Linked DNA regions of Mus musculus: region 2 is linked to region 1. Evidence: chromatin loops called from intact Hi-C (ENCODE). Cell type or tissue: left cerebral cortex. All regions are shown on one strand. Each heading gives the region's core, and the rest is flanking DNA. Links, peaks and the distances in the headings are about the cores only. Region 1 holds the start of 2410080I02Rik (a long non-coding RNA gene). Region 2 overlaps Smc5 (structural maintenance of chromosomes 5).

The links. A loop is a pair of places that touch in the nucleus more often than their neighbours do. Peaks named below come from ENCODE experiments on the same cell type or tissue, not always from the same donor. Only the 100,000 strongest peaks of a DNase experiment are listed, where the experiment ranks them.
Region 2: a loop joins it to region 1, with 6 times the contacts of the local background. A loop is called at or near these places in 8 of 42 quality-filtered maps.

What each region holds. Positions count from the first base shown.
Region 1 is chr19:23,129,331-23,139,455 of GRCm38, reverse strand. 2410080I02Rik (a long non-coding RNA gene) reads right to left here and starts at 4,958. Exons shown (of 2, transcript XR_386610.3): 1 at 4,502-4,958; 2 at 2,345-4,097. In left cerebral cortex, for the core only: CTCF peaks have their summits at 3,362, 4,445 and 5,285; DNase peaks (open chromatin) are centred at 4,802, 5,073, 5,709, 6,090 and 5 more places; H3K4me3 peaks cover 3,112 bases; H3K27ac peaks cover 5,758 bases.
Region 2 is chr19:23,209,706-23,219,830 of GRCm38, reverse strand. Smc5 (structural maintenance of chromosomes 5) reads left to right here. Exons shown (of 25, transcript NM_001252684.1): 18 at 1,301-1,426; 19 at 4,632-4,676; 20 at 5,091-5,186; 21 at 5,661-5,765; 22 at 5,961-6,080; 23 at 9,228-9,407; 24 at 9,485-9,580. Among named protein-coding and RNA genes, the nearest start is that of Smc5, 59 kb to the left of the region's middle. In left cerebral cortex, for the core only: a CTCF peak has its summit at 8,285; DNase peaks (open chromatin) are centred at 5,322 and 8,307; H3K27ac peaks cover 2,162 bases.

The sequences.
Region 1 (10,125 bases), core at 1,230-9,229:
GGAAAGACACCACACAAGGTCATTTCCTGGGAAAAGAACAAATATAACAGGAAGTGCTAACCCATGGAGAAATATCACTGCCATCACATCACATCATGAGAGTACAGAGGACATGCTTCATGCAGGACCCAGGCCCAAGACCCTTATGACATCCATGTGATATATATATATATATATATATATATATATATATATATATATATGTATATGATTCATATATAGATATAGAGAGAATATGTACAATAGTGTATAGCAGGGAAGCCATCTTGGAAATCTTGCCTTTTTGGGGGGTTTTTTGAGACAGGGTTTCTCTGTGTATCCTTGGCTGTCCTGGAATTCACTCTGTAGACCAGGCTGGCCTCGAACTCAGAAATCCCCCTGCCTCTGCCTCCCAAGTGTTGGGATTAAAGGTGTGCACCACCACTGTCCAGCACATTCTGATAATCTTTTTTTTAAACATTTACCTATTTATTTTATGTATATGAGTACACTAAAGCCATACAGATGGTTATGAGCCACCATGTGGTTTGCTGGGATTTGAACTCAGGACCTCTGGAAGAGCAGTCAGTGCTCTTAACCACTGAGCCATCTCTCCAGCCCACATTCTGATAATCTTAATTTTAGAAAAGAATTCACTGGTGCTGGCTATGATGGTGCAGACCAGAAGTCCCAGTACTCAGGAGACTGAGGCACGATGGAACATTTGAGGCATTTGAGGAGGCTACAGAGTGAGATCCTGTCTCAAAAAAAAAAAAAAAAAGAAAGAAAGAAAAAGAAAAGAAAAAGAAAAAGAAAAGAAAAGGAAAAAAGAAAAGCATAAAAACATGAAGGAAAAAAAGAAAGAAAAGGAGGAAAGGGAAGGATTGGTTCTGCCTAATTTTGATTTTTTTTTTTACCCCCTAGGATAAAGTCTGTCCCTAGGAATTTGCACCTCTGCCTGCCTCCCTAGGGCACAGCATAGATGGGATCAGTTGAAGAGCCTCATGGTCAAAGGCCTACACAGCCTCCCACACTTGTATTTCCACTGGTATTAGTTTCACTCATGAAGTCTCCTCAGGCCTCGGCCTGAAAGGCTACCAAAGATTAAGGGCAGGTTATTCTCTGAGAAGGAGCCTCTATCTTCCCTTAAAGACTCTGAGTTTGAATACACTAACCTCAGGGTTTTTTAAATGCAAACTTTAACTTCCCTTACATCTAGCTGCCTTCTTTCTAGTGCCCTTTAGCTTCATAGGATCCCGACTACACTCTCTCAATACTCCCAATTCAGTTATAAAGAACACCAAGAAAGCAGATCTCATCCATGTGAATTTCTCTTATGGATCTGCAAGCATAGTTGTTGTAGAAAGTCCCTTCAAAGTCGGCAATTCTGCCATTGTACCCCGTGCTCCCCTTCTCTGACCATTCATTCCTGGTAATGAACTAAGTGTGAGGGGATACCAAAACACAAAGGGAGTCTGTCCTCTATAGGATGATAGCTACATGCACATGTTACGAATCATACGTGTGTTTGATAGATAACACAGAGCACCAGAAGTGGTATTTCCCACATCATGACTTTTTTCCTTGTATTTTTAAACAATATTTTCTATCTGTATTGAAATGTACTATAATAGTTTTATGATTAAAACCAGCTAATGCTATTTAGCCAGCATGTTGTTATCTCAATTAAATGTTGGGCAAAATATCCTGTTAATATTATGGCACATAAATCTAAGAGGTCCGCTTTCCCAAGTTAGTCTTCATTCATTTCTACTCCAAATACTCCCACCCAGGGGAACAAGAGAACCCAAAGATTGTAACTGTTTCTAGTACATGTTATTTTCCTTTGCACAGTCTCCCTACCCTATGCTGTATCTTCCAAGTTCCCATGGCTATGGCTTATTAGCCTGTAGCCAGAACAGTGAGCCTTGTTTACAAGGCTTCCCAGTAGAATTAATGTGAAGGCTATAAGGCCTCTTCTGCCTTAAATGAGATCTGTGACCTCACTTCACCTCTCCCAGCCATTTTCTTATCTGCGGACTGGACTGATAGGATTAGATTTAACACAGTTGCAGTCTCTTCAGACTCCCGAGATGCAGGGGTTTATAAAAATTCCTAGAGGCCAGGGTGGGCCTGTAGAATGTCACACCTGTAGTACCTGAAGTCACAGAACTAGGGAGGAAGAGAAAAGGAGATTATGGGGTATGTGAGACTCTGTCTCACACAGAAATGGAGAAGGGGGAACACTAGAGTAAGATTTGCTCTCTCAGAACAGTGCCTCATCTGCTTGTGTCACCTTACGGTGAAGGTTCGGGAACCTTAAAGCCAGTACTTAACGAGAATGCTTTTTTTCCCCTCAAAATTATTTCAAAAAACAGAGCCTAGGCTAGCCTCCAACTCCCTGCCGCCACCTCCCAAAAGCTAAAATTAGCATGCCATTTTTTTCCTAATTCATAATTTCACCCCCACCCCCTTCTTACACGGCTCTGTAGGAAGTGGCCTAGAGGCTTAGAATCTGTTCTTTTTCCTAGGTAAACCCCGGTAAGGTGTTTCCAGGCTAACGCTGCCGATTCTTGGGCCCCTCTTCTGGAGACAGAGTTAGACTGAGCCCGAAGCAGGGCTTCCCCCATCTTGTTGGGTGGGGCTAATCACCTGGCACTTAGTTTAAAACACAGATGGCCAAGTATGGTCCCAGCTCTAGGCCCGAAGTTCAGCTTAAAGTCACATGCTGTAGATACAGGTTTCTGCCGATTCTGGCTTTTCTCGGTATTTTCCTGCTGAGAGGCGTGGACCTTGCCCAGACAAAGTTGCCAGCCTCCCGGCGGGAAGGAAAAAGAACAGATGGCCCGCTGGGGGTAGAGGATCACGTGTCAGACCTCACATTGGGATAGATCCTCACCTCGCCCTTTCCCGGCCTGAGCTCAGCAGCTTTAGGGAATCTCACCCAGAGCACATAAAGGGCCTACTGGGGAAAGCTGTGTTCGTTTTGCTGAAAGGTGGTGAGTTTAGGAAGAATAGAGACAGGAATGAAGGGGTGGGCTCTTCACTAGAGCGACGTCCCTGGATTTGAAACAATCCGATAAAGCCGGATCTGGCGAACCGATTGTAGCCAGGTTGAGTTAACACCCAGTGTCTGGAGGGGGCGGGGAGCTCCGGCGCGAAAACTTCCACGACGCCCTACTTTACTCTTGCTCCACTAAGCAGCCTACCGCAAAACCCCAGGCCTCTCCATTGCGGAGCGGAAAGGCCATCCGTTCATGCATATGCAGGAGGATAAGTTTAGCCGGCAGCCCCCTGAGCTCAGAGCAGCCCCGCGTGGCGCTCGGGGCGGGTGCTCGGCTCCGGCCGCAGAGTGGCGGGCGGTTCAGCCACTTGCGCGCCGAGCGTCTGGGCCTGGCATCGCCCTTTTAAAAAGTCTTCCGCAGGCGGCCGCCGCCGCAGCAGCCGGAGGAGGCAGGTTCATTTGAGGACAGTCCCAGTTCTCAGAAATCCCTTCCCTGCTGGAACATCAAGCTCTCTTTGCTGCAGTTGAACAAACTGCCCTAGATTGGGGGACGAGGAATCCGCCCCAAACTCGTGCAAGGAGCTCCGGGCGCCCGCGCCCACGTGAGCTAACCTTGACATTAGCCCCCCCACACCTGAGGTGGAGGTGGAGCCACGAGGGAGGGTTGCTGGCCCCTGGGGCGCTAGCCACTGGGCTCGCACGCTCCACGTGAGCGCGCCTCCCTGTTTCGTAACTCTAGCGATGTTTCTTTCTTTCTTTTTTTTTTAATCCCTGAGGTACCATGGGTGTGAGGTGTGCTGAGAAGGCAGGCCACTTTCCACCCCCACATCCTCGAAGATCAGGAAAACCTGCCCTGCGGTCCCTCTGGGAAGACTGCAGAGTAGGGTGTCGCGATGACATCAGCTTCTAAACATAGTCCATACCGCACCCCAACTCTGGGCCCTGCGTGCAAGGCGCGGGGGTGGGGGAGGAAAAGAGAGGTGGGGTGGCTGGTGTTGCTGTCCCTGGGCGGGGCGGGCTGGCCGGCCAGGCTGTGCGAGTGGAGATGACTTTGCAGGAATCGTGCTTTCCACGACTGCAGCCACATCTTTCCTACGATGACCCAGCCACCCGGCTTAAAAAGAAAAAAAAAATTAATGTCGTTCCTTGCCCTCCCCTACCCCACAAAAGCTATGCACACACTCAAGCAGTATTTCGACCCGGTGTCCCTTTCATTTATAAGCCTATGCATCCCCAGCCAGAGCACCAGGGTTCGGCCGGGTGCTGGCGCCCCCCGAGTATGGTTCTGCCTCGAGGCTAAGGCTGCGCTGGGGTCGGCGCGGCCCTCTGGGTGAGTCAGAAGGGCTGTGTTTCCTGTGGTTGTTGTGGAACAGTTTGTCCTTTTTACCCCCCTCCCACCCGTCTCCACCCCCTTGGTAAATATAGCGCTCACGTTTCATCATCTCTTTGTCCAACGAGCGCCAGACACCCCGGCCCGCGGCCCACGCCGCCTCCCTCCTCCTCCAGGCTCTCGGTTACCTCGCATAACCCCGCGCACTGGCGGCAGCAGCAGCCGCCCCTCAGCCCCGGCGCCGTTCCCCGGTGCTTCCCACTGCAGGACACTCCCGCCCTCTGTCATCCCCTCCCCCTGCTTCCAAGTCCCCTTAAGCCCCTAGTCCCACCCATTCTCCCCGATGTCCCCCTAGATGTTTGGAGATAGTCACTCCCAGCTTTTCCCAGTTCCCGGAGACACCCCACGCTCTGGCCCGTTGCTGGGTCCTCCACCCCCTCTCGTCGCAAGTCCCAAGTCTGATGCCATGTGCCCCTCCCGAGCGAGCGCAGGTGACAGGCGGCTGAGACAGTTCTGATTCAGCGACAGTTGCTTGTACTTAGGGGTGGGTGCCTGGCGAGCAATCTCCTTCCCACCTCCTGCCACCCCTACCCCAGTAGGGACGTGGGCTGCAGGGTCGGGAAGACGAGGTGAGTGGATGACAGGCAAAAAAAAAAAAAAAAAAAAAAAGTGTATGCTTGTTCTTCACTCTCCCTCCCACTCCCTGTTTCATTTCCACACATACAGCCACCCACCGGGACCGGAGGCGGCTGGTGTTCTCTGAACACCGGGAACTGGCTCTCTCCGTGGTCTCCTGTTTACTTCCCTCTTCTTCCCTCTCCCTCCCTTCGCCCATCACCCGGGACTGCCTCCCTTCTGCCTACAGCAGCTGGGAAACCTGCCGCAAAACACTGCAGTCATGGGACTTTTCCTGCGCCCATGTGCCTCCTCCAGTTTGCCCTGTTCTACCCTGCCCTGCCCTGCCCTGCCCTGTGACCGCTTGGGGCGCGTCTTCGTCCTGGAAGGGAAGGCTCTTAAAGCTCCTAATCCAGCAGTGCGTCAGCTCTCTCCTTCTCTTGTCTCCTCTACCCTTCCCCCCACCCCAAACCTTCCTGCAAAGGCTGGGCCTGGCAGCCTTTTTGGCTGGAATACTAGGCCACCCCCATGAGCGGCCACCTGTCTGGGGAGAGGTGGCGAGACAGCTGACAGGTCCTAAGAACTCTGTACCCAGGAGGCAAGACAGCTAGTTTCTTTGCCATCCCAGACTGTCCTGTTTGTGCCCTGTTTGTGCCAGCTGCCCCAAATTTTCCTAGTGCTCCCCCACCCCCCGAAATCTATTCCCAGGGACACACCTCGAGAGAGGCAAACCCTTCTCTTTTTAAGCTTGCCTCCCTGCAGGGAAGAATTCAGCTTTTCCTTACAGTTAAGCTGAATGAACAAAGGGCCCCAAGGAAGACAAGAGGTTCCAGCTCTGTTTGCCGCCTGTCTGAGGTTCACCCCATTTTAAAAACCACCTCTTCACCACCCTCTGCTCACTGCCATGGTTACCACCGCCCTGTCCTTGAGCGGCACTGGTCGTTCAAAGGCAGAAACAACAAGGGCATTTTAAGTGTCCTTTTAAATATCCAAAACACTGTTGGCATTTAGGAAACAGAGAAAGGGAAATAAAAGGTCTGGTTGTTTCTCGTTTCCTTCCCAGCCCAGGACCCTGAATAAATCCTTTACCCTGGGTGGCCTCTTAGCCCCCCAAGGAGAGGACGAAGTTTATGAGGCCTCTGGAGTGGAATTTAGCACCTGTTAGCATTAGTGTTGTTCGCTGTGAGTTGCCTCTTCCTTTCCCTCCCTCTGCAGCTTTAGACCTTGCCCCCAGGCTAAGCTAGCTCCACCCGGCGCCTTGTGAAAGTCTTCTGACTTTCGCTCACCTTCATGCTCTGAAAGTCCCACACACTTAACAGCCTTCCCTCCCAGCTGTTAACACTGTTAGTGGGGTTAGCATTCAGGTAGGCAAATTGCCCATCTGAGATTCTCAACCCTGAAACACTCCATTGTTATTTGGGTACCCTAGACCTTTGCAACACCAGAAACTACCTCCATTTCTGAACTCTTAGCCTTGCACCGTACTTCCCAGCCGTACTGGCTGGTTTTGTGTGTCAACTTGACACAGGCTGGAGTTATCACAGAGAAAGGAACCTCCCTTGAGGAAATGCCTCCATGAGATCCAGCTGTAAGGCATTTTCTCCATTAGTGATCAGAGGGGGAGGGGCCTAGCCCCTTGTGGGTGGTGCCATTCCTGGACTGGTAGTCTTGGGTTCTATAAGAGAGCAAGCTAAGAAAGCAGGGGGAAGCAAGCCAGTAAGTAACATTCCTCTATGGCCTCTGCATAGGCCCCTGCTTCTTGACCTACTTGAGTTCCAGTCCTGACTTCCTTTGGTGATGAACAGCAATGTGGAAGTGTAAGCTGAATAAACCCTTTCCTCCCCAACTGGCTTCTTGGTCATGATGTTTTGTGAAGGAATAGAAACCCTGACTAAGACACCAACTAACACTTCTTTCAGAACAATTCTTCAACTTGGTTGTGGCCTCCAATCTCCTTTTTCAATGCTCAATCTTGTTCTTACGTCCCTCCTACCTAGCTGTGACATCATAGTCTCTATGCATGCACCCCTCACCTGGTTCCTGGAACTTCCTGGCAAGACGCAGTTTCTCTCCAACCTGCCATGCTGGACTAAAATATCGAGGCCAACTGTTACCACTCTAAATTTATGGTCTCTAGTGGGCTCACAACACTGTCCCTTTGCATATCCCCAGGGACTTTCCTTTCCCACACTCTGAAATAACTAGATTGCACCTTCTGTCCTCAGACACCCTCCTGGTTCCAAACACACTCTGAGCCAAAACCCCTGCTGCTTATTTCACTGAGAAAAGAAAGGCAAATTTGACAAAACACCTCACCTTCCACCTACTGCCCTGCCTTGCTGTCTTTCTGTTCAGGTGCTGCCCACACTTCTGTCCCTTAGAGACCCATTTGCATTTCACACAGGGCACCAGGATGCCTCCCCAGGGTGCCTCCCCATTGTCTATTGCAATGGGTAGGATATTGTTTGATCCCAAGGTTTCATGTATTGAAGTTTAATCCCCATTGTGAGATGGTAGAATATGCCAAGATCGATAAATTGGTCACACATGAGAATATCATTTAATCTGGGAGTTCGAGGTTCATGTCCCTTTTCAGAGCTTTCCTTATGCTTTGTGCTTGCTGAAGGAGCCAGAGGACAATAGGTCAGTCCCTAGAAGCCACGCTTGTCTACCTACAGGTTCCCTTCTAAGACCCTGACAAACCAAGACAGGCTTCTGCCTGACTTCACTCTAAATACACCAAAGAAGGGTATTGGGCTTCCTTATAAAGCAGAAGTAAGTAGATTCTTACAGGGGCTTCAGAGCTCTTCCCTCTCCAACAGGTCACACCAGGAAAACCTTTACCCAGCAAGGATGGGAGCCATGTAGATTAAGCTCCCTCCTCATGTTTTTCTCAGCCTCTCTACTCTAGCCCAGCCCTGAGATCACATGCGATTTAGGAAGAGTTGCATACAAGAGATAGTAGAGAGTGTTGGATACTCATGTGAGGGTCTCCCAGCCCTTCCTACCTCTCTACGTGAGGAGGTAAACACCCAATACAACTGGGATAAACTTTTGGCAAGGGGGTATAGCTGAACTCCCCAAAGAGCAGTTGTTTGGCCCAGAGGACAGTTCTTGGCAGATTCTAGTACCCTTGTCCCTTGCCAGGTGAAGCTCTATGCCTTCAATACTAGCACTGCCTTCCTAGGACTTGTATCACTAGAACCATGAGCCAAAACATGCCTTTCTTTTTAAAGCAGTCTGCTTTATTTTGTTATAGTGATTGTGATGGTTTGAATAGGAATAGCATCCATAAATTAATGAGTTTGAATACTTGGCCTATATGAGTGAGTGGCACTATTAAGAGGTGTGGTCCTCTCTCACCACCACTCCCTCTCTGTCTTCCCTAGACTTGAACCCTCTAGAGAACCGGAATCAGTGCAGTCAGGGCATGGTGGTGGTGGTGGGGGGTGGGGGCATCTCTGGGATGAGATAGAAACCTAGGACAATGGAAACTCCCAGGAATCTATGAGGGTGACCCTAGATAACACTCCTAGAAATGGAGAATATGGAACCTGAAATGACTCCCTCCTATAACCTGGCAAGGCTTCCAATGGAGGCAGAAGTGGGAGGAGTTAGTACACCAACCCAGCCACAGAATTTGTCCTGCCTACAAGATGTGCAGGGATAAAGATGCAGAAATTGAGGGAATGACCAACCAATGACTGGTCAAGCTTGAGACTCATGCCATGAAAGAGAGCCCATCCCTGGTACTATTAATAGTACTCTGCTGTACTTGCAGACAGGAGTCTAGCATAGCCATCATCAGAGAGGCTTTACCCAGCAACTGATGGAAACGGATGCAAAGGACAACAGCCAAACATTAGGTGGAGCTCAGGGAATCTTACGGAAGAGGAGGAAGAAGGATTGAAGGAGCCAGAGAGGTTATGAACATCACAAGAAAACCTGAAGACTCAACTAACCTGGGCCCACAGGGGCTCACAGAGACTGAACCACCAACCAGAGAGCATGCACAGGACAGACCTATGCCCCCTACACATATGTAACAGACATGCAGCTTGGTCTTCATGTAGATCCCCTGACAGCAGGAACAGGAGCTGTCTCTGACTCAGCCATCTGCCTTCGGGTACTTTTCCCCTAACTGCCTTGTCTAGCCTCAATAGAAGATGCACCTGGTCCTACTGCAACTTGATGATATGCCAAGGAAGGTTAAAATCCATGGGAGGACTCCCTTTCTCTGAAGAGAAGAGGGGGTATGGGGAGGGGAGAGGAGAGTGGGGGGCTGGAAGGAGAAAAGGGAGGGGAAGTTTAGATCAGATATAAAGTAAAATAATTAATGAAAAGAAAAAAGAGGTGTGGCCCTGTTGGAGTGGGTGTGGCCCTATTGGAGGAACTGTGTTCTGCCCAGTAACAGGCTCCTTCTGCTGCCTGCAGATTAAGGTGTAGAACTCCTTCTGCAGGACCATGTCTGCTGGTGTGCCACCACATTTCCTACAATGATAATAATAGACTAAACCTCTGAAACTGTAAGCCAGCCTCAATGAAATGTTTCCTTCATAAGAATTGCTTTGGGTTGGGCTGTGGTTGTGCACGCCTTTAATCCCAGCCCTCGGGAGGCAGAGACAGGCGGATTTCTGAATTCGAGGCCAGCCTGGTCTACAGAATAAGTTCCAGGACAGCCAGGGCTACACAGAGAAACCCTGTCTCGAAAAACAAAAACAAACAAACAAGCAAACAAAAAGGTTGCTTTGGTCCTGGTGTCTCTTCACAGCAATAGAAACTAAGACAGGGGCCTAGCAAACACAGAAGTGGATGCTCACAGTCAACTATTGGATGGATCACAGGGCCCCCAATGGAGGAGCTAGAGAAAGTATCCAAGGAGCTAAAGAGATCTGCAACCCTATCGGAGGAACAACATTATGAACTAACCAGTACCCCAGAGCTCTTGACTCTAGCTGCATATGTATCAAAAGATGACCTAGTTGGCCATCACTGGAAAGAGAGGCCCATTGGTCAGGCAAACATTATATGCCCCAGTACAGGGGAACGCCAGGGCCAAAAAATGGGAATGGGTGGGTAGGGGAGTGGGGGGGGGGACTTTTGGGATAGCATTGGAAATGTAATTGAAGAAAATACGTAATAAAAAAAAGGAAAAAAAAAAAAGAAACTAAGACAATAATGAAAATCAGGTGAATAA
Region 2 (10,125 bases), core at 744-8,743, 81 kb before region 1:
TTGGGCAACCAGTGTTGGTGAGACTTTACAGGTGGAGCTTCTGGTGTTACTAGGAGACACAATCTCACAGCAGAGTAGGCAGGGTTTCTTACAGGCAGGCATGAATATGTGAGTTATTATAAGCTCGAAATGTGTAAACTTGAATGGTTTTTTAATTAGTTTTTTAAAAATAATTTTATCTGGCCTAGTGGTGGTGGCGGCACACACACCTGTAATTCCTAGCACTCAGGACAGGGGAGAGGAGAGCAGATCTTTGAGTTCGTGGATAGCCTGGTCTATAGAGCTAAGTCTGGGACAGTTAAGGCTATACAAAGAAATCCTGTCTCAAAACTTAAATAAATAAGTCAATAAATGAGTGAGTGAGTGAGTGAGTGAGTGAGTGAGTGAGTGAGTGAATGAATGAATGAATGAATGAATGAATGAATAACTTTGCCTTTTTAAAATATATGTATTTAGGGGCTTGGGTATATGCACATGGAACCCAGAGGATCCCCTAGATCTGGAGTTACAGGCAGTTGTGAGCCATCTCTCCATCCCTCTCGTCAGCCTGTTACTGTGGAGTGTTGTGGGAAATAAAAGATACAAGGACTAGGCATAGGGCTGTGTGACTGTAATCCCCTTACTTGGGAAGCAGGAGGATCAGGAGTTCAGGGTCACTCTTGGGGAGATAACAAGTTTGAAGCCAGCCTGAGCTACTACATAAGACCCTGCTTCTACAGTCCTACCTCCCCAAAATGGAGTAGCGTTGGGGATCAGGGAAAGGAGAGAAAACTTAGGTGGGGAACACTCATCCAAGGGTACTCAGTAGATAATGTCTGTTTCTGTTAGGATGATGGTTCTGTGAGTCTTTCTCTATTCACCACTCAATACTTAATACAGATTGGTATCTCATAGATCTTGCTAATTAACTGCTGGGGAAATAAATAAGTCCATGAATGAATGATAAATAGATAAAACATATTTGAAAAGTTATTAGGAGTACTTTTTAAATTTATATTCAGATGCTATGTTTTCTTATGTGAAGCCTGTGTATGATAATGTTTCATTAAAATTAAACATTTACAAAAGAGTAAACTTTAGAGTTCTTACATATTAAAGAAATACTGGCTCTGATATTTTAAAGTTTAGTTTAAATTTTTACCTTCATAATAAAAGGCTAATGTATTTTTATAGTAAGAAAGTCATGGTTCAGGTGACATGATAATCATAATGAGTTCAGCAATTTATTGGATATGTGATTGTTTTATACAACAAGCCTCTAATTTAGTAGTAACATTTTGAAATATTATTTTTTTAATAGCAACAATTCATTGAATTGGATGACAACAGACAGAGATTGTTACAGAAGTGCAAGGAACTTATGAAGAAAGCTAGGCAAGTATGCAACCTGAGTGCTGACCAAGCTGTTCCACAAGAATTCCAGACAGTAAGTATAAAAATAAGTAATGCTTCAGTTGACCTAACACAGAATTTTAAGTTTAAGATGTCCTACTCTAGGCATAGACACAGGACATGAAAACACAAAGTAGCATTTAAAATACGCCTTTTCCCAGTGATCAAATGCTTAAAGTAACTCTGATTAACTTACTTTCTCTCAGATTTAGTCACCAACCTTTGCTTAGTTTTAAAGTATGAGCAATATCTTAAAATGACAACATAACATTCATTTTCACAATTAAAGTCTTTCCCTCTTAACCATCATAGAAAGGGATTGTTGGCGTGTAAAACATCCATGAAAACTAGTAAGTAATTTGTGTCTGACAAACAGTAAGCAAGGGTGATATTGAGAAAGACAAAGGTAAGAGGGTGGGGTTTTTTGGGGGGAGGGGGTTGTTTTGTTTTGCTTTAGAAGTCTGTCTTTAGGGGTTTTCAGGTGCGAATCTTCAGAGATGATACCTTCTTTCGGTTATATGCTGGTATGTCAGAGGCCAACTAAGCAATGCTCGTTCCTCTCTGTCCACACTCTGCCGTTTATTCTGTCCCTTGTGTTCCTAGGCTTTATCTGACATTGAAACCTTTTCTGCATACCTACTCAAAGGAATATCAAATTAGCTACAAATGCATTTTTAAATAGTAGTATTGTGTACTTTTAAAAATCTTAAATGTATCAACTTTCATAGATGATGAAATGTCCACTAAGCATAGAAGAGGGATAGTATAGATTGTAGTTGTCATATCCTGAAAGGTTTTATTTTATATACCAGACACAGAATACTGCAGGGCTTGAGTTTGTTTGGGTACAGAGTAAGAATTTAACAGAAATTCATAAAACTAATTGAGAGTTTGTGTCTAAAGATAATTGTAGAATGCATCTAAAATATGTTTTGCTTTAATATGATATTGGCATGATATATATATATACATATACATACACACACATACACACATACATACTATAAGTTACAGTTTTTTGTGTGCTGGCATAGTGGCAGTTGTCTCTACTGGGGAGGTGGGGGTAGGATGGTTCCAAGTTCAATGCCTACAGATAGAAGTGAACTCTGTTTCAACCCTGCCTCCCCAGAAAATACACTGTTTTTGAAAGAATGAAATCAGGAAATAGTATATTTATTAAAATACACTGATTGGCTGCTATGACCAATTATTAAGTAGTACATATGTGCTTTTCTCACTGAAACTTGAACTCTGGCTTGGAGGACAGACCAAGCAACATGAAACAGATAATCAGGTCAGGCAGCAAGAGAGAATAAAGGAAAAATAAAGGTGATGGCTAACATTGCAAGGATGGGCAGCTGCTTAGGGAATGTTTATTTGAAATGTTACTATTATAAATAAGTCCTGGGTGAAGAGAAGGATTCAGTGACGTGGGGATGGACCCAGGCAGAGAGGCAGCTCATACAGAGTTGCTGAGGTGCATATGTCTTTGCCATGTGTTAAAAGGAATCTTTGAGGGATTAAAATTACCTCCCAGCGTGGTGGTGGCAGCACATGCCTTTAGTCTCAGAACTCAGGAGGCAGGGGGAGATAGATTTCCAAGTTTGAGGCCAGTCTGATCTACATAGTTTGTTCTAGGACAGCCAAGGTCATAACAGAGAAACGGTGTTTTAAAAAAAAAAATTAAAGCCGTGGTGGCGCACGCCTTTGATCCCAGCACTCGGGAGGCAGAGGCAGGCGGATTTCTGAGTTCGAGGCCAGCCTGGTCTACAAAGAGAGCTCCAGGACAGCCAGGGCTATACAGAGAAACCCTGTCTCAGAAAACAAACAAACAAAAAATTAAATTCCAAGCAAAGAAGAAGGCATAGTTTGGATTAATATGACCTTATAGAATTGCATATGCCAGCAGGATTTTGATGAAGGGACCCTGGTATAGCTGTCTCATATGAGGCTATGCCAGTGCCTGGCAAATACAGAAGTGGGTGCTTACAGTCATCTATAAGATGGAACACAGGGCCCCCAATGGAGAAGCTAGAGAAAGCACCCAAAGAGCTGAAGGGGTCTGCAACCCTATAGGTGGAACAACAATATGAACTAACCAGTACCCCCAGAGTTCGTGTCTTTAGCTGCATATGTAGCAGAAGATGGCCTAGTCGCCCATCATTGGGAAGAGAGGCCTCTTGGTCTTGCAAACTTTATATTCCCCAGTACAGGGGAACGCCAGGGCTAAGAAGCGGGAGTGGGTTGGTAGGGGAGCAGTGCTGGGGGGAGGGTATAGCAGACTTTCGGGATAGCATTTGAAATTTGAAATGTATATAAAGAAAATATCTAATTTTTTAAAAAAAAGAATATACAAAGAGTTTGGGTCCCCACAGCCGCCTTTAATATTCAGAGATTAGGCAGGCATTCCACCACTACTCTGAAGCCCTTACCCTGGGCTCTCCTATCTTTAAAATAGAATCCATTGGAGGATCTTAAACACAAGAATACTGCTATTAAAATCACTTTGTAGATGAATACTCTTAGCTGCTCTATGGAGAATAACTAAGGGTCATTATTTTTGACCAGGGAAGAGATTAATATAGTAGCACAAAGGGATGAGGGAGGAAGAAATTTTACTTCAGTGATAGACATGACAGGGGTAAGAGAGAACTCCTAAATGTTTGCCGGAACAAACTGTCAAGCTAATTATTAATGAGAAATCGGTTTGCTTACAGTGGTGGGGAAGCTGAATGAAGTAGAAATTATGTTTCAATATAATAAACCTAGTATGCCTGTTAGAATCTGGTGAAGATGCCAAGTAAGTGTTGGAACATAAGCTCACACTTCGGCATACACGGCACGGATGTAGCACGTGTACATCTAAATACCTAGAGGCCTTGGCAGAGATTACACTGAGTTCCAAAGGGTTAAAAAAGATACAAATCAAGGTTATCCAGTTGATACATATAACTCATCAGAACCTTTTTTCAGGCTCCCAATTCATGCATACCTTTTACTATAAGGGCTCTACAGGTTATGCTAGGCACAAAAGTGTACTGCATGCCTCTCCTTGTAGGAAAGTGTCTACCCTAGTGAGTCTCTGTGGCATAAGTTCAGAAGATAGTCTTGATGGAGTTCTGTCTCAGTGATTGAGTTATAAGGATGCTTTTGTAGGTCTTCATAAGTACAGTATAAAGCTCTAACTTCTTGCTCTCTTTCAATGCCCCACATATTCTGGACCCATTCTACCAATTCAGCAAGTACCCACCATTCCAAATGGACACAGCTCCTCACCCCCCATGGTATGCAGTACTCATTCTTCTTTCCAAATTGTTATCTCCTTTTTGCGTTGCTTTTCCCTAGCCATTGCTTTCAGACCCAGAGATAAATCGTGGGCCTTTGAACTCTTTTAATTCTCATGTAGCATAAACTGACCCTTCATTATTTTGTATTCCAAAGCCGATGTGATGTGTACTGCTTATTTTAGATTCAACATCAATACATTGCCTTAAGGGACTATCCAACATGTATACATCTTTTCTTTTAAAGTGTAAGCTTTTTAAAGAGAAAATGCCCTCTTTATGATTCTTTTGTATTGCTATATGCTAGCATGCTATTAATCAGATAGTAGATATGTAGCAAATTACTTCCTTTTAACTGTTCTAATAAAACTTCACTATTCCATTTTTAATGATGTATTTTTTCTTCTTCTTTAGGCTTTTCAAGATCTCCCAAACACATTGGATGAAATCGATGCATTATTAACTGAAGAAAGGTCAAGAGCTTCGTGCTTCACAGGACTGAATCCTTCGGTAGTACGCCTCGTTCTCAGTTTCCATCCCACAGTTCTTATCCTGCTGTCTTCCTCAGTGCATACGTGCACAAGCACATGCCTGTGTGCACCCCTGTGAGCCTGCACACACACACAGTTCTTTCCAGTACTTGCCTCCCACGCTGTACTGGAGCTCTGGGTAATAATAAGCTAGGCAGCAGGAACAATGCCTTAAATGCCAGATTCTGAATCTATTAGAATTCTAAATAGAGTCTTCCTAAGGAACACAGTGTTCCTTGCCTTTTCTTTATAAAAAGAGTAGCTGCGTTAACTTGAAGTACAGCAGTGTGCATTTTTTTCAAGGATTGAAAAGTAACATTTTCAGTATTCAGTAGTATAAATCATGTACAAATAAGCAGCACAGTGGCATTTTTAGCCAGTAGTTTAATTGATGCAAATTTTTATATAATTTTATCCTTTGATAAATTTTTCTTAAAGAATTTTTTTCGACCAGGTGGTTGAGGAGTACTCAAAAAGAGAAGTAGAAATACAGCAGTTGACCGAAGAACTGCAGGGGAAGAAAGTTGAACTAGATGAATACAGGGAAAACATTTCGCAGGTAATTTTTATCCTTATTTGTTTGCCATGAATGGGATGAGCGTACAAATTATACAAAATAAATTTTATTCTCCTGAGACGAAAAGTGTTTTTCTAACCAAATTAACTCTGCTATAGACTGTGTTGTGTGTGAAGTCTTATATCAGAGTGGATAGTACTGCTTTCAGTGTCGTTTTGTTTTGCCTCTTACTTGTAGGTGAAAGAAAGGTGGCTGAACCCCTTAAAGGAGCTAGTAGAAAAAATTAATGAGAAATTCAGCAACTTTTTTAGTTCCATGCAGTGTGCTGGTGAAGTTGATCTTCATACAGAAAATGAGGTAATTGCGTTTGGGATGTAGTTTATGACCAGCAATTTTAATTATGTGCAAGGAGTACATATAAATTTGTTTCCTTTGGAATTATACATGATATTTTTGTTTACTGAAAAATTATGAAAAGGAGGAAAGAGATCACCTGTGGGTTTCTAGCATTAGATTTGCTTGGTTTGGGGCTGGGGGTGGTGTTTATAGAAGTGGCTAATGCCTTGCTATTTTTCAGCCAGTGTGAGGGAAGATTATTCAGCTGTGTTGAATGAATACAGTGCTTTATAAATCTACCATTCTCAACTTAAGAGCCATAAACAAAGTAGCAGATGGTTGAGTTTGTTTTTTGTGTTGGGTGGTGTTTTCTAAGTTTTTGAACTTGCAGTATAGGCAAAGATGACATTGAACTCCCCTGACGATCTTGCTTCTACCTACCTCACTTCCACTACCATGCTCAGTGTTCTTAGTTTCCTCTTTATCACAAATTTAGAAGAAAGTAGGTAATATGCTAATTCCTTGAACTACAGCTTTATGCATTGCTATTTTGAATAAAACAAATTTTTCATTGAGAAAAATTATATAAAGAAGGGCTGGAAATACGATGACGTGATCATGTATGCTTAGGTACATGGGTCCCTGGCTTCAGTTCCCAGCACTATAGGCGAGGCGGGTGAGTGAAGGAAGAAGAAATGCCTGGATTTCCTGAATATAATTGGGAAAGTGGAATCAGGAGGGTAGGACTGTAAGTGACAAAAGGCTAGCCATCTTTTGATCTTAATTAAAAGTTTTTGTTGGTATACTGAGGTAATTTATTCTCATTTCCATGTGTCAAAATGTTTCCAAGGTGAAATATCTTAAAAATTTTAGATTTTGGCAAATGTTCGAGTTTTCATTCTTTTACATATAAAACAGAATAGCACCATTTTGTCCTTTGAGGAGTTTTGCCTCACAAGGTCCTTCTGCTTCATGTGAAGTATACCTGTGAAATACCATTTTATTATAAGTCCTAGGTTTGAGGCTTTAGACCCTTCCGTAGCAGTTTACACACAATCCATGCCTGCCCGTAACTAAGAAATGTATGGATAATACTTCAGTTCCGAGATGCTTCCTTTCCTAAAGTTATCTTGTTTGATCTCTTCAGATCATCTTTTTGGTTTGGGGTTTGGGTTTGGTTTTTTGAAACAGGGTTTCTCTGTGTAGCCCTGACCGTTGTAGAACTCACTTTGTAGACCAAGCTGGCTTCAAACTCATGAAAATCCACCTGCCTCTGCCTCCCAAGTGCTTCCCAAGGATTAAAGGCATTCCTCACCCTCACCCCACCCCACCTCCAACCGTTTAATCTCTTATAACTGTGCTATAAAGCAGGAACTTAAATCTACCCTACTTAAAAAAACAACAAACTGAGACTTATGGTAATTTTACTGAATGTCACATTGCTGTCAAGAGGCAAAAAAATAAAATCAGACTCCTTATCTAATCCCAGACAGAGCCTAAACTCTTAGATAAGTTTGCTTACTGGGAACATCATTCCTGCTCAAACAGGATGTTTATCAGTAGCTTGAGTCAGTGTGGGGCATAAATGTGGCCAAATAGACTAGGTGAGGCCTGTGTCACAGAAATCCCATCCATTATAATTATATCCTTTGCGTGGGGCTCTTCCTTCTTCTTGTACTGTTCTTAACAGTCTGTTTTCAGTGCACTGCTATAGAAAAGCCTCTCTTCCCTTTCAGTGTGTTCTTCCAGACCTTCCCTCTTTTCAACCTTGTCCTGTGTCCCCGCTCTGTCTGGCCTCCCTGTGTCTCCTCAGTAGTGGGTCCAGAACTGGCTTCTTTAACCAGAGCCTTCAGTGAGATGGGAGAAGCTAGAGCAAAGCAGTAGAAAGGACCGACCGTCAATGGCAATGAAGAGATAGGGTTTAAAAGTAACTTAGAAATTAGAACCATTATAAATTATTACAGTAATGTAGTTTGTTTACTTGAGGGGTTTGAAAGGGAAGGCGAACAGATTAAAAGTATTTCTAAATTTTTAAGGCATTACCTGAGTCCTTTTGTATTTACGTGTGAAGCAATTTGTGGTTCAAAAAAGGAAGCTCTTGCTTTCTTATGTGTCCAGAACTGGAACACGGGGTCTCATTATAATAGCAGAGCCAGAGCAGAGTCCAATCTTGGCGGGACAAGCCTTGGGAAACTGTCCTTGCTGTTTGAGAAAGTTTTGTTGAAAATACGACAGCCAAAACTGTAACCAAAGGTGGCAGCATACTTCCAGAAACGCCTGAAGGAAGAGTATTGCCAGCAACAATAGCAGCTGTGGGATATAAATCTAAAGGAAAGGGTGGAAAGACTCAGCCTCTTAGTGTGAGAGGTGATACACAGTTCTTCCTTCAGTATATGGAGATACCACAACAGTTATAAATGGCGTCACTTGGGGTGGTACCATTCTTATACAGAATGTAGACTGGAATAACTGTTGGAGGGGCATCCCATGAGCCAGCCCCTGCCCATCCCACTGACATTCTGTTTCATCCATAAGTATTTGCCACACCTTCTTTATAACTACTTGATGATACTCAAAATAGTGAATAAATAAAACAATTTTGCAGCTCTTAGGCCTCTGCTATGAATATATGCTACATACATACAATTTCAAAGATTTAATGTGAAAAAAGAATGTTAAGTATTCATAGGTAATATTTTATATTGTGATGTTAGAATGACATTTTAAATGAACAAAATATACAATTGAAGCTAATTTTACCTGTTTTCTTTTTGTGTTTTAGAACTATAACTGTTGACTTACCTGTTTCTTGCACTGTGTCTCTCTTGATTAGACACTTACCTTAGGCCATTTAACTGGTTAACTTTAAACGAGCGTTCTGTACTTCACTCTTAAGGTCAGTCTGTATCTCAGTGACCTGGAATGGCTGAGAGAAGTCAGTACATCTCAGAGTCGACAAAAGTTATGTGACACCTAACACAATCTTTTTTTATTAAAGTTTACATTTGTGTGTGTGCACACCCATGTAGGCACTTGAGGACTACTAAATTTTTTAGGTAGTAATTGTTTACATTTGCTTTTATGATTGATATATTTGATATGTTTTCAAATATTGAGTAGAATTGCCACAGAGACAGCACTCATTTTTCAACTTTTTATGTTTTATAGGAAGATTATGATAAATATGGAATCCGGATTAGAGTAAAATTTCGCAGTAGTACTCAGCTGCATGAATTAACTCCTCATCATCAAAGTGGAGGTGAAAGAAGTGTTTCTACTATGCTATACTTGATGGCACTTCAGGAGCTTAACAGATGTCCGTTCAGAGTAGTCGATGAAATTAATCAGGTACAGTGACTCCGTTGGGGGGAGGGGACCACATCCTCTAATAGGTACAAATGTAACAGTTGTTTTTATGGCTTTAGGGTATGGACCCAATTAATGAACGGAGAGTATTTGAAATGGTTGTGAACACTGCCTGTAAAGAGAACACATCCCAGTATTTCTTCATCACACCGAAGGTGAGTAATGATACACTCACAGGAGTCACGCGCTTAGATGCCCCCTGTGTCTTAGTTTTGGAGAAGATTGGGGCTGAGATGTAAATATGAGCAGGAAAACTCCTAAAAGTGAAGCTAAGGGATTATGGTAATGTTTACATTCATAGAGGGACAAGTTGAGTGACATACATAATTGGAAACGTCATCTGTCATCTAAGGAAGCGATGGAGGAGGCACATCATACTGTTCCAGAGCTTAGACTTCGTGCTCACTTCTGACACTCACTGCCCTTCTACACTAATTCTCTTTTGCTAAGAGACTACTGGGAATGCAAGCCCCAGAACTCTCTAGCCTTCTCTGTCACGCCACATACTGCTCCTGTCCTGAATGCCCACTGCTACTACCCTGGCCCTAAATACTGACAGCTGAGCTTTTACAACAGCATAGGAATCTTCATAGAGAATTTTCCATAATCTAGAACTGTTGAAAAGGGAATGTTCCTTTTGTTAACTATAGTGCTGTGGTATGTTATCAAGTAAATAGATTTAAATTTGCTTTTATTAGTA